Linked DNA regions of Homo sapiens: region 1 is linked to region 2. A link is a contact called in ENCODE Hi-C or POLR2A ChIA-PET data. All regions are on one chromosome and are shown on one strand. Each heading gives the region's core, a stretch centred on a gene start or an enhancer-like site at or near the end of the contact. The rest is flanking DNA. Distances are from core to core; before and after follow the strand shown. Region 1 overlaps NCOA3 (nuclear receptor coactivator 3). Region 2 overlaps NCOA3 (nuclear receptor coactivator 3).

Region 1 (6,785 bases), core at 2,819-5,318, 45 kb after region 2:
ACAATCAAACTTAGTGTGAGACTGTTGTGCTATATTATTTGCCCTTTGAAGATGGCTTTTATCAACTACATATATTCTCCAAACTAGATGGGTTGTAATTTAAGATGTAAAAATGTAAGCTAGTCTCAGGTAGTTACTGTTCCATGTTTCTTACCGGTTAAGAACTTCATGGTCTTGGTACCTGCCTTATTCCCCTCTCTCATCTTCATTCTTGACTGTTGACTGAAAGTGATCTAGATCTATTGTGTCTGTGCTAGGCATTTACCTTTTATATCTTAATCTACCAAAATAGCATATCCTCCCAGTGAGAAGGAGATAACAGGCGTGGCAACTAAAACAAATGCCATTTTTGATTTTTTGTTTATAGCTAAGATTAATACCAAATAGAAAACTGTACCTGAAGGGTTAGTCATAGTCATTTGTGCTCAGGAATTATTGTATATATTGAAATTATTATTTTGGGGACCAGAAATGCTTTTTTATTTCTCATGTTGAACATTTTCTTTAGTTTAATGAAATTCAGGAGATGTTTGCTCTACTTTGCTTTTTGTTATAAAACAATTTGTCATTTACTCTTAGACATTGTGGTATCTTATACAGTTGTACAGTAAATGTACCTAAGTTTTGTCCATGTCTAATTAAGAACTACAAATCTGTCCAACCTGTTCCTAAAAAACCCAAGATAGAGACTGGACATGGTGGCTCATGCCTGTGATTGCAGCGCTTTGGGAGGCTGACGTGGGCAGATCAGTTGAGGTCAGGAGTTCGAGACCAGCCTGGCCATCATGGTGAAACCCTGTCTCTATTGAAAATACAAAAATTAGCCAGGCGTGGTGGCACACACCTATAATCTCAGCTACTCGGGAGGCTGAGACGAGAATCATTTGAACCCGGGAGGCGGAGGTTGCAGTGAACTGAGATCATGCCACTGCACTCCAGCCTGGGTGACAGAGTGAGACTCTTGTCTCAAAAGCAAAACAAAACAAAAAATAAGATAGAAATATTTTATATCTTAAACAATTATACCTTTATGTTCGGGTAAACACCTTTTTCATGATTTTAAGTTATTATTTTCCCTTAGTTTTTTTTTTTTTTTTTTTTTTATAGACAGAATTCACTCTTGCTGCCTAGGCTGGAGTGCCAATGGCCCAATCTTGGCTTACTGCAACCTCCATCTCCCAGGTTCAAGCAATTCTCCTGTCTCAGCCTCCTGAGTAGCTGGAATTACAGACATGCACCACCACGTTTGGCTAATTTTGTATTTTTAGTAGAGATGGAGTTTCTCCATGTTGGTCAGGCTGGTCTCGAACTCCCGACCTCAGGTGATTCGCCCATCTTGGCCTCCCAAAGTGCTGGGATTACATGCATGAGGCACCACACCCGGCCTTCCCTTAGTACCTTTTTGGATAATTAGGTTGGACTCTGAAGGAGTAAGTTTGGTAGCAGGAAGATTGCACAGGCTTATGTGTACAGTGTAGCTTGTTTTGTGAGATCAAGAGAAAAAGCTGCATGTGTCTATGGACATAGCTCGACATATTTAGGTTTCATTATATGCACATAAACATTGGCTTAACACAAATGATCTGCATTTCTGGTTTAAACTGATATTTGTGCTTATTAATTTTTTTGCATATTAAGAGATTGTCATGACTTAGTTTTTCTATTGATTTAATTTATGCTGTCAGAATTTATTGTAACACTATATCAACTGTAGAAGTAAACATTTAAAAAGTTTAATGCAGTAGGATTGCATTGAATGATTGTTATAGATCAGAATAAAGGAAATTTCTAAACTATGATTTAGTAGGTTGAATGTTGCTTTTATATTTATTCAATATTTATTCAAGACATATATTGACCACCTATTACATGGTAGGCCCCTTACTCCTTACTGAGTATTCAACTTATATTTAATAACAAAGGAAATAATATTGAGAATATAGGCAAAATTTTATCTTTCAAATTAAAGAAGTGCTGTTATCCATGGAATAGTTTCTCCATTTGTTTCAGGGATTCAGCTTATAAACAAAAGCCAAAGTAAGGAAATAATATCTAGAATGTGGAATAAATTACATATTTAAAATAAAGAAATGTAGGCTGGGTGTGGTGGGTCATGCCTGTAATCCCAGCACTTTGGGAGGCTGAGGCAGGCGGATAACTTGAACCCAGGAGTTCAAGACCAGCCTGGGCAACATAGTGAGACCCTGTCTCTCCAAAAAATACAAAAATTAGCTGGGTGTGGTGGTGCTCACCTGTTGTCCCAGCTACTTGGGATACTGAGGCAGGAGGATTGCTTGAGCCTGGGAAGCCGAGGTTACAGTGAGCTGAGATTGTGCCACTGCACTTCAGCCTGGGTGACACAGTAAGACCCTGTCTTTAAAAAAAAAAAAAAAAAAAAGTTATTACTCAATGGATAGTTTGCCATTCAATTTAAAAATCACCTTTGAATGAAACAAATATAAAACCAATTATAGAGACATAACAAGAATTATTCTATTTTTGTACTTAAGGAATGGAATCACTATTCTTTTTATTTTTATTTTTTGAGATGGAGTCACACTCTGTTACCCAGGCCTGGAGTGCAGTGGCGGGATCTCAGCTCACTGCAACCTCCGCCTTCCGGGTTCATGCGATTCTCCTGCCTCAGCCTCCCAAGTAGCTGGGACTACAGGCGCCTGCCACCACGCCCAGCTAATTTTTGTATTTTTAGTAGAGACAGGGTTTCACCATATTGGCCAGGCTGGTCTCGATCTCCTGACCTTGTGATTCACCCGCCTCGGCCTCCCAAAGTGGTGGGATTACAGGCGTGAGCCACTGCACCTGGCTCTTTAATTATTCAATTTATTATTATTATTGTTTTTAAGAGACAGAGTCTCACTCGGTCACCCAGTCTGGAGTGCATTGGCGTGATCATAACTCACTGCAGCCTCAAACTCCTCAAACAAGCAGTCTTCCTGTTTTATTCCTAAGTAGTTAATGCTATAGGTGTGCACCATGATGCCTGGCTTATTTTTAAAAAAATTTTGTAGAGACAGGGTGTTACTGTGTTGCACAGATTGGTCTCAAACTCAAGTGCCTCAAACTCAAACTGCCTGAGCCTCCCAAAGCACTGGGATTACTTGAGCTACTCTTTTTAAATATGAAAATTGGAAAATCAAAACCGAACATACCTTTAAGTTTAAAACTCTTTTATTTGAGGATAATTTTAAACTTAAAGCAAGGTTGCAAGAAAATAGTACAAAGAGTTTTTACGTTTATCTCCCCCCCGGGTCAGGATTCACCTAGTGTCAACTCCCTTCCTCATCCTTGCTCTGCCTGTCCCCATTCCCAGGTTTATTCACTCACTCATTATATATGCAATTTTTCTTAACCATCTGAGGATAATTTGCATATGTAATAGCCTGTTACCCCAAATATTATACTAAGAATATTGGTCTCTTAAATAACCGTCGTTCATTTATCAACTTAAGTGTATTAATATTGACAACATACTTTTATGTCTATTGTCCATATTCTAATTTTGTCAGTTGATCCAATAATATTCTTTATAGCATTTTCTTACCCTCTAGCACAGGATTCAGTCTAGGATCAAATATTGCATTTAGTTGTCATTTTCTTATAGCTTCCTTTAAAATCTGGACTGTTTACAGACTTTCTTTGTCTTTTGTGACATTGACACGTTTGAAAATACAATACCCCTGAGATTGTGTGATCTGACTGTGCCACTACTAATAATAGTGAGCCACTACTAATAAAGGTTATTTTAAGTCTTTTTCTGTCCTTCATTTAAACTTGTCATGGGGAAAAAACAAATACTTAAATCATCTCAGCTTTTTAGCCTTTCCATTTTACAACCAAAGTTATAGAATGAATTTTCTTGGTAATTTAATACATATTTAGTGCATCTGTAAAGACAATGTTGCAATCTAGATTTTCTGATTTATATTATGATCATGTGATTTTTTAAATTTTTATTTTTTTTGTTTTTTTGCTTTTGATTTTTTTTTTAAAGCTACACATTTGAAGTTTGATCAGCATCTTGAGTGAATTTTTTCATTTTTATAAATCTGTCTTCCTTCCTGGTAGCATTCTGCCACCTAGTGGAAATTTATGTCCTCCAGCATACGTCTCAGAGTTTAGTTGGAATGCAAGATGCATTTTAATATATAAAAATTAGTTTAGAATCGTTGAACTTCTTTGGTTGACATGTAATTCTTTACAACAGTGATCGTCTTGTTTTAAACAAGAGTTTAGTACAGATAAAATTCTTAGCAAATGAGGGCTTAGTAGATGTCTTAAATCATCTTTCTCAACAAGAAGTACTCTACATTTATCTTCTTCATCAATGAAATTTTAACCAAAGCATACTATTTTTCCATCAGTCAAATTTTTTTTTTTTTTTTTGAGACGGAGTCTAGCTCTTGTCACCCAGGCTGGAGTGCAGTGGTGCCATCTCGGCTCACTGCAACGTCTACCCCTCGGTTCAAGTGATTCTCCTGCCTCAGCCTCCCAAATAACTAGGATTACAGGCACCTGCCACCATGGCTGGCTAATTTTTTATTTTTAGTAGAGACGGGGTTTCACCATGTTGGCCAGACGGGATTTCACCATGTTGGTCAGGCTGGTCTCAAACTCCTGACCTCAGGTGATCCACCTGCCTCGACCTCCCAAAGTGCTGGGACTACAGGCATGAGCTACCGCACCCTGCAAGATACACATTTTTAGTAGGACTTGAGGAACATTTCTGTCTTGGAGTACATACGTTCTGCATAATTCATATTAGAATATGAAATCTGAGGTTGTCTTCAGTATAGTCATTTATGAAAAAGAATATTGAGAATTATCTGTTTAGAGAAAGTAGTTCTGAATTAAAAGTTGCAGTCATTCAGTCATATAACACCTTCATAGAGTCATGTATATTTTTTAATGTACTTATCTTATTTCTCATTATTCTCTCTTAGTTGCTGATGTATATTCAAGATGAGTGGATTAGGAGAAAACTTGGATCCACTGGCCAGTGATTCACGAAAACGCAAATTGCCATGTGATACTCCAGGACAAGGGTAGGTGACTTATTTCCTGGTGCTTTACCACACTTGTTGTGCCTTTGTTTAAGGATAACATTTTAACTTCTTGCCATTTACATTCTCTGGTTAGATTTTTTGGTGGTTTCACTTCGTGGTAAGTAGAGTGTTACTGATGAGATGGACATCTTTTTGATGTAATAGAAGTTTTTTTTTTATTGCTGATTCATATAGAAGGTAGAATATTAACAATTCGCGGTACTATAAGAATTTCTGAATGGAAGGAGGGGTAGGAGTTACGAATAGATGACCAAGGTTATGTCACGTGCGTCCGTGTGAAGAGACCACCAGACTTTGTGTGAGCAACAAGGCTGTTTATTTCACCTGGGTACAGGCAGGCTGAGTCCAAAAAGAGAGTCAGCAAAGGGTGGTGGGATTATCATTAGTTCTTATAGGTTTTGGGATAGGCAGTGAGTTAGGAGCAATGTTTTGCGGGCGGGGTTAGATCTCACAAAGTACATTCTCAAGGGTAGGGAGAATTACAAAGAACCTTCTTAAGGGTGGGGGAGATTACAAAGTACATTGATCAAGTTAGGGTGGGGCAGAAACATCACAATGGTGGAATGTCATCAGTTAAGGCTATTTTCACTTCTTTTGTGGATCTTCAGTTGCTTCAGACCATCTGGATGTATATGTGCAGGCTTGGTCTCAGAGGCCTGACAGTTATAAGTAAGAATCTTTGCTATCTTTTAAGAATGGGTTATAAGTTGATATTTTGTCATTTGTGAGGTTGCATCCTTTTTTTTACCAAGTGAAATGAGAAGCTTAAAAATTAGAAACAAAATAATGTAATCTATATAACACTACTCTATAGCTTTTAAAGTATTTGCCAAAGTCAGTGTCAATTGAAGTTTAATGTGCTAGTTGAAAAATATCAATCTACAATGAATAAAACTTCATCATTAATAAGTAGCTACCACTGTTTTTGTTCTTATTTGTTAGTTGTTTTATTATCTCTAAGAAGTAAAGATGATTTATTCGTATTTTCTAGATGAAGTAACTGAGGCTAACTCTGCCCAAGGCCACCTAGCTAACAAAGATGGAACTGAATTTAGGTTTACATGAATCTCTATTATGTTGTACTACTTCTCCAAGACAGCATTTTTGATAGTTTATATTGGCTGAGTTTAGTTTGTTTACATATGAAAATAATAGGCCGGGTGTGGTGGCTCATGCCTGTAATCCCAGCACTCTGGGAGGCCAGGGTGGGTGGATTACCTGAGGTCAGGAGTTCAAGACCAGCCTGACCAACATGGTGAAACATCGTCTCAACTAAAAATGCAAAAATAAGCCAGGCGTGGTGGCGCATGCCTGTAATCCCAGCTACTGGGGAGGCTGAGTCAGGAGAATTGCCTGAATCCTGGAGGTGGAGGTTGCATTGAGCCAAAGTCGCACCGTTGTACTCCAGCCTGGGCAACAAGAGCGAAAACTCTGTCTCGAGGAAAAAAAAAAAAAAGTAATCATGTAATAGTGTTGTATAGGGGCTGATTCTGCTAACAGCTCTTTTGTGATATATATATTATGTCTCCTTTCCCCCCTTTCTACGCCTTTTCCCTTAGTCTTACCTGCAGTGGTGAAAAACGGAGACGGGAGCAGGAAAGTAAATATATTGAAGAATTGGCTGAGCTGATATCTGCCAATCTTAGTGATATTGACAATTTCAATGTCAAACCAGATAAATGTGCGATTTTAAAGGAAACA
Region 2 (6,204 bases), core at 492-2,991:
GGAACTCTGGGATCTTCCCCAACCTCCCCACTTCCCCCAATAGCTGCTGCTGGAGATGGAATCCTATCTGAGGGTTAATAATAATGCCATCACCCATTCCCTTCCCCCAGCCTTATGCTAGAGCCTAGTTTGCCTGCAGCTGCAGTGCTAGGCATCTTTCAGGAAGTGACCTTGGCTTGTATTAATCAAATTCAGAACACACAAAAAAGCTTCTTGCTAACATGCTGACTTGATGTAAAATTTTATCGCATCCATTTTGTTTCAAAATGAGGCCATTTTGTAAAAAGAAGATATACAGAAGACCCCTAATTTATTATATATCTATATATACGTATATGTAAAGCTTTTGCAAACCATGTTGAAAAAACAACTAGGTCTATTTTAAAGTAGACTTTTTATTGCCAAATATGCATAAACTTAAATCATGAAGGCTTGGGAATTGTTACTAGAAAATTACTTCTTTTAATGTCGAATTAAGAAAAAACTATCAGCATCGAGTTTATTTACTATCTTAACTGACATTATATTGCTATATAAACTTTAAACACTGAAGTTATTTTGGAACCCTTCAGCAGTTATATTAAGTCACACACTTCTGTATATTTGCTTACTTTCACGTTTTCAGAAATAACTGGTATCTTACTTTGCTGGTTTGGATAAGAGCTAATATCCTACATGAAATCGTTTTCTTAGGCAATGGTGGTGCCTACAGGGTATTCTAAACGTAAAGGTAAATTTAAGTCAATGAGTCTGTTAAAATTCAACTACCTATTGTGTCAAAGAGAGAAATATTGCTAACTACAAATTTACAGTGTGTTCATTTAGGATTTGACTAATCATTTTAATAGTAGAGCAGTTAATACAGCGATTTCACTTTTATCCTGTGGTGCTTCAAAGGCATCTAGTTTTTAAATGTAGTCCAGTTAAGGTGTATGTAGTAGAGGTTTTCATTTTAGACTTGCTCAATGTTAAATATAGAATGTTGAAAATATTATTTAATGGATTAGTTTATTGGTTTCTGCATTTGAAGAAATTTACATAAATTAGTTAGGGAGCAGTTGTACCTACTGCCAAATGGTTCACTCCTGAGTTTATTGTACAGTTACTCCCAGGTACTGAAATATAAGAAAAGAAAAATTTAAACCTTAGCTAAGAGCTCTGCCTGCATTTCTGTGGATCCACATTATGAAAAGGATAGAGGAACATTACCTGTGTATAGTAATGGTTTGAGGAGAGGGTAGGGAAACTATGCAAATAAAAAAATTGGGGTATAGGCAAATCCTTCAGTTAGATGTCTTTATTATCTGAGTTACTTTTAAAGCATTTACTGGATACACAACCAGTATTATCTTTTTACCATCCTATAAATTGTTCATAGAATTGCAACCTCATGGAGGAAAATCCATCTCCTTTACCTGCCTAAATTTATTCTTTGTCTTGATACTAGCATTAATAATTGGTTTGTTAGATACTACAGGCTAAAGAAACTCAGATTTCAAGAAGAAAGAAGATAATTACTCGATCATTTCTCCCCTCAAACACCTGTTTAAAATATATTGTCTTGAATAAAATTGTCACCTTGAACTTATTGTGTTCTTTGCCTTCTCCACTCCCCTGTCCTTAAAAAAAATAAAAAGAAGGGAAAGCCTTATAAGAAAAGGAAAATGTGCAATCCTGGTAGCCAATGAGTTAATGTTCATTTGCAGCCCGAGGGGTCAGCATGCAGCCTGTGTTTCCTGATTGGCTGCTAAAAGGTGAAATTGAAACCACTGTAAACTTTTGACCCTGTAGCAATTCTTGTGGAACGCCTTCCACTGGTGGAGCCCAGAGCTTTGCTCACTTCCCCACCCAACTCTCCCACCCTCTTTCCTGTATTTATTTTGTGTGATCCTGCAGCACTGCATGCAGTTTTTCCAAAGTGGCAGGGAGAGAGAGGCAGAACAAGCGCAAGCAAGCGGCTTGCTTGAATGCCTGTTTTGGTAACCATTGGATAAGAGCTAATATTCAACTCAGCCAAAGATATCAGGCCTTTTATACTAATCTGCCAACCAGATTTTTAAGTTTTCTCCTTAATCTAAAGCTAATTTAAAAAAATTTAGGCTAGTTTAGTTCCATTGTTCATCAGTGGATAGTATCGTTGTATAAGCAAAAATGTATGGCATAATTTCCTGGATGTCTTGAATTAAAAATAAGTTTTAAGTTTTAGCTACCTTTACCCCATTTATGTTTCCTGTATCCCTATGTAATTTTTACACAAATGGCCATTTCATAGAAGGTTTTTTGTCTTTTGCCTTTATTATGAAGAAACTCAAATGGCATTTTGGTTATGACAACTCTGGACATAATTGCAGAAATTGTACAATTAATGCCTCCCCCTTTGGCTGAGATAAATGGTTTTGGATTTGTCTTGCTTTCACATGTAAATAGTGTTGAACAGTTAACAACCCCATGAAAAAGGCAGGGTAGTTTTTCTCTATTCTTTCCTTATACTCTCATGGGACTCTGGTCTTTTTAATTCTTCCTTTTATCCATGGTGTCTAGCACAATGTGGCACATGGATGCTTAGCAGATGCTTACTGAATGAACATAGCTTTCATTTTAGGAACTTTAGGTCTGTTTATACCTGCTTCCCTTTTCCTAATTAATTGATGGCAGCAACTGTGATTTGCTTATTTCCAAGTGCCAGTGCAGTGCCTGATTCTAATAGATACACAGCAAGCATTTAATTGAAATCGAATTAAAATCTAACACAAGATCATTTCAAGAAGCAGGACTTTACAAAATCTAGGTTTTCAGAAGCCAAGGCGTCTGTTTTCACTGCGTTATTATGAATTTTCAGGCTGATTCCGTATAGAACTAAATGTTTAATTTATTAAATATGTAGAATACATTATAAGTCAGCTTGATTCTTTCTAGTATATATCACAAGATATGTGGTAATACCTGTCTTTATTTTACTAGACATGCATATGCTGTAATTTGAAATAATTCCTTGTCCCCCACTCCCTTATCAAGAAGATTATAGCATTTAAAAAAGATTGTTATAAATGTCTTACCAATGTTCTCCTGGGAAGCAAATACATTTTTACTTAATTGAACATACAATAATGGACTAAGTAATGGGAAAAAAAAATTCTTAAACTGAGTTAAGTTTATATAGCTCAAAAAAAGTGGTACCATTTTATATAACTTTATTATTATTATTTTTTAAGACAGAGTCTTGCTCTGTTGCCCAGGCTGGAGTGCAGTGGCGCGATCTCAGCTCACTGCAACCTCTGCCTACGGGGTTCAAGCGATTCTCCTGCCTCGGCCTCCCGAGTAGCTGGAACTACAGGCGCCCACCACCACACCCAGCTACTTTTTGTATTTTTAGTAGAGATGGGGTTTAGCCATGTTGGCCAGGCTGGTCTCGAACTCCTGACCTCAGGTGATCTGCCCACCTCGGCCTCCCAAAATGCTAGGATTACAGGCATGAGCCACTGCACCCAGCCCCATTTTATATAACTTGAAATGTTCATATGATTTTCAACTTGCATTTGGTCTTCTCCTTTCATTATAGCTACAGATTAGCTGTAGTTGATTGTTGCAAGTGAAACCTGTGGTTAGAGTTTTGATCAAAGATACTTATCACTTGATAAATAATCCCAACTGCAAAAGTGTTGGATTTTGACGTTAAATTTAACACTAATATTTTGCAGCCTTTAACCTGAAATTCATTTGGTGACCCAGTCTACTCTGTAGTACTTTGAAGATTATTGAGCAACAGCTAGCTTTTCCCAGTGACAGTGGCTCCCCTTTTCTGTGATTTTAGGGAAGTGAGGAAGGAGATCCTGGGAGCAGTGCCAGTGGGAGCTTGGAAAGAACAATGGGTTTAATATGATTAATTGTAGAATCCTTGCCCCTTTTCATGTTCAACAGTAAAAGAAAAACATGTTTATAATATTCAGTGGCTGCTTTTTGCCCTGTTGGTGTTTCCAAGCATTATATATTATATAGTTTGGATTTTCCTGTGTATCAACTCCTCTCCCCAATTTTATTCTTTGTTCTGGCTTTGAGGCATATCTTCTCAGACTAGCTATTAACAAGGCTTAATTTGATGTTTGATTTCCCCTCACGTCCTTTTAGGTCTCTGGTGATGAAGGCTTAAAATAAAAACCTAAAACTAAAACAGGGGCCATGTTGTCCAAGATGGACTCAGATTCCTGAGCTCAAGCAATCTTCCTGCCTCAGCCTCCTGAGTAGCTGGCGTTACAGGTGTGCGCTGCCATGCCTGGCCTGGTGATGCAGGTTTTGGTAATGTAGATGTCATCAGTAAACCATTAATTCTACTAGAAAATTTAATGTCCCTGTTACCTTCTCAGATGTCTAATGTTTCTGGAACTTCTCACATTTAGTTTTATGTCAGTATGATTTGGTTTTTGTATGTGTGATTGATGAAAATCTGAATTGTGAAAAGGGATAATCTTGTTTTTGATAAAGAAAAAAAATACTGTCCTAAGAAATCTGCTAGGATTGTTGCCTTTGCAGAATCTTTTTTCCAGACAAGTTTAACTCACCAGCAAATTTACTAACAGTTCTATACTTACAGGATCCTGGTATATAGTAGTACTCCTTTCCAGGTTCCTGGTAGGCAAGCCAATCATTGTTCTGTGACTATTTGCGAATCTCTCTGGTTTAATTATACACTTCCTTGGAGGGGAGAATTTTGTACCTGGCTTGTCTTTGTGTTACTGAACTGAACTGGGTCTATTTTTCTGTGTATGCAATGGAAAGCTGAACACTAAGCACCAAGTTTTTGTAGGAAGAAAAGTTTATTGCAAGGCTGCTGTGTAAGGAGACAGGAGTTGGGCTCAAATCTGCCTCTCTGAACTAGAGTTTGGGTGCAGGTTTTATATTTGGAGAGTAATGAGGTGTGATCTGAGTGGATCCTGCCATGGGATGATGTCAAGGCTTGATTTGGTTGCATCTTCTGTCCTGCCATGTGGTGTCTGCTCTTATTCATTCGCTGTTCCTCAGTTTGATCATTTAGATTCCACCCATGGTTGCATTCTTTGTTCATCTGGGCATGCTGACTTTACATGATCTTCCACCTGGGGGTCCAGCAGTTAACATTTGGGTCCAAGGGTGCAGATTGGCAGGGTCAGCATTCCTTTGAGAAGTACGAAGACCAGCACTATAACACTGGAGTATTAATCTAGGCCCTCTCACCACCTTCTACACGAGGCAGCAGTAATTGTTTCCTAGGTCCATTATGCTACTAGATACTTTCTGACTCAAATTCCTTTCCTGGCCGGGCACGGTGGCTCATGCCTGTAATCCCAGCACTTTGGGAGGCCGAGGTGGGCAGATTTCTTGAGGTCAAGAGTTCGATACCAGCCTGGCCAATGTAGTGAAACCCTGTCTCTACAAAAATTAGCTGGGCATGGTGGCATGCACCTGTAATCCCAGCTACTCGGGAGGCTGAGGCAGGAGAATCGCTTTAACCCGGGAGGCAGAGGTTGCAATGAGCCGAGATCATGCCCCACTGCACTCTAGCCTGTGCAACAGAGTGAAACTCCATCCCCCACCCCCATCCCCCCAAAAAATCCTTTCCTTATCCCACCTCTTTTGTTCCTTAGGTGCTAACCCCACCCCATGACCCTCCTTCGTCTTTCCTAATAAAGGAAAAAACATAAGAGAACCATTTTAGAAGTCAAACCTGATTTAAAACAGGGCCAGAAGATCTTAGAGGTTCTTTACAGAAGTTCTGCCTACCTTTTCTCCGTTCATCTTACACGAATTAAATTGGATAGCATAAAAATTCAAGTTAAAAAACATAACATTCGGTCCGGTATGGTGGCTCACACCTGTAATCCCAACACTTTGGGAGGCCGAGGCAGACAGATCACTTGAGCTCAGGAGTTCAAGGCCAGCCTGGGCAACATGGTGAAACCCTGTCTCTACAAAAAATATAAAAATTAGCTGGGTATGATGGTGTGTGCCTGTAGTCCCAGCTCCTTGGGTAGTTGATGTGGGAGTATTGTTTGAGCCTCGGAGGTCGAGGCTGAGGTGAGCCATGACCATACCACCACACTCCAGCCAGTCTGGGCACAGAGTGAGATCCTGTCTCAAAAAGAAAAAGAAAAAAGCTACAACTTTGGTGCACAAAATTATTAAAAATATTATATAAAATTACCTTCAGGCTGTGTGTATAAGTAACATAAA

What was found. Hi-C counts contacts between places; a loop is a spot of excess contacts on that map. ChIA-PET counts read pairs that join two places held with the same protein, here RNA polymerase II (POLR2A). Pooled maps may share reads with other maps.
Region 1: a map of HepG2 shows a loop between it and region 2 (2.2-fold over the local background). The contact joins two enhancer-like sites. A Hi-C loop is called at or near these places in 12 of 168 maps with a recorded cell type or tissue (B cell, HepG2, PC-3 and 4 more), 3 of 37 single-sample maps with no recorded cell type and 12 of 50 pooled maps. POLR2A ChIA-PET finds 5 or more read pairs at or near these places in 13 of 52 experiments (GM12878, MCF 10A, OCI-LY7 and 8 more).

The regions. Positions count from the first base shown.
Region 1 is chr20:47,617,268-47,624,052 of GRCh38, forward strand. It overlaps NCOA3 (nuclear receptor coactivator 3), which reads left to right. Exons shown (of 23, transcript NM_181659.3): 3 at 4,962-5,063; 4 at 6,644-6,785. The coding sequence starts at 4,981. Among named protein-coding and RNA genes, the nearest start is that of NCOA3, 120 kb to the left of the region's middle. Within about 2 kb of position 4,069, at least 2 of the 41 ENCODE cell types and tissues checked have a DNase peak (open chromatin) inside an H3K27ac peak, as active enhancers do; they include B cell and PC-9, where a contact is called at or near this core.
Region 2 is chr20:47,574,995-47,581,198 of GRCh38, forward strand. All of the region lies in intron 1 of NCOA3 (nuclear receptor coactivator 3), which reads left to right. Among named protein-coding and RNA genes, the nearest start is that of NCOA3, 76 kb to the left of the region's middle. Within about 2 kb of position 1,742, at least 25 of the 41 ENCODE cell types and tissues checked have a DNase peak (open chromatin) inside an H3K27ac peak, as active enhancers do; they include B cell and PC-9, where a contact is called at or near this core.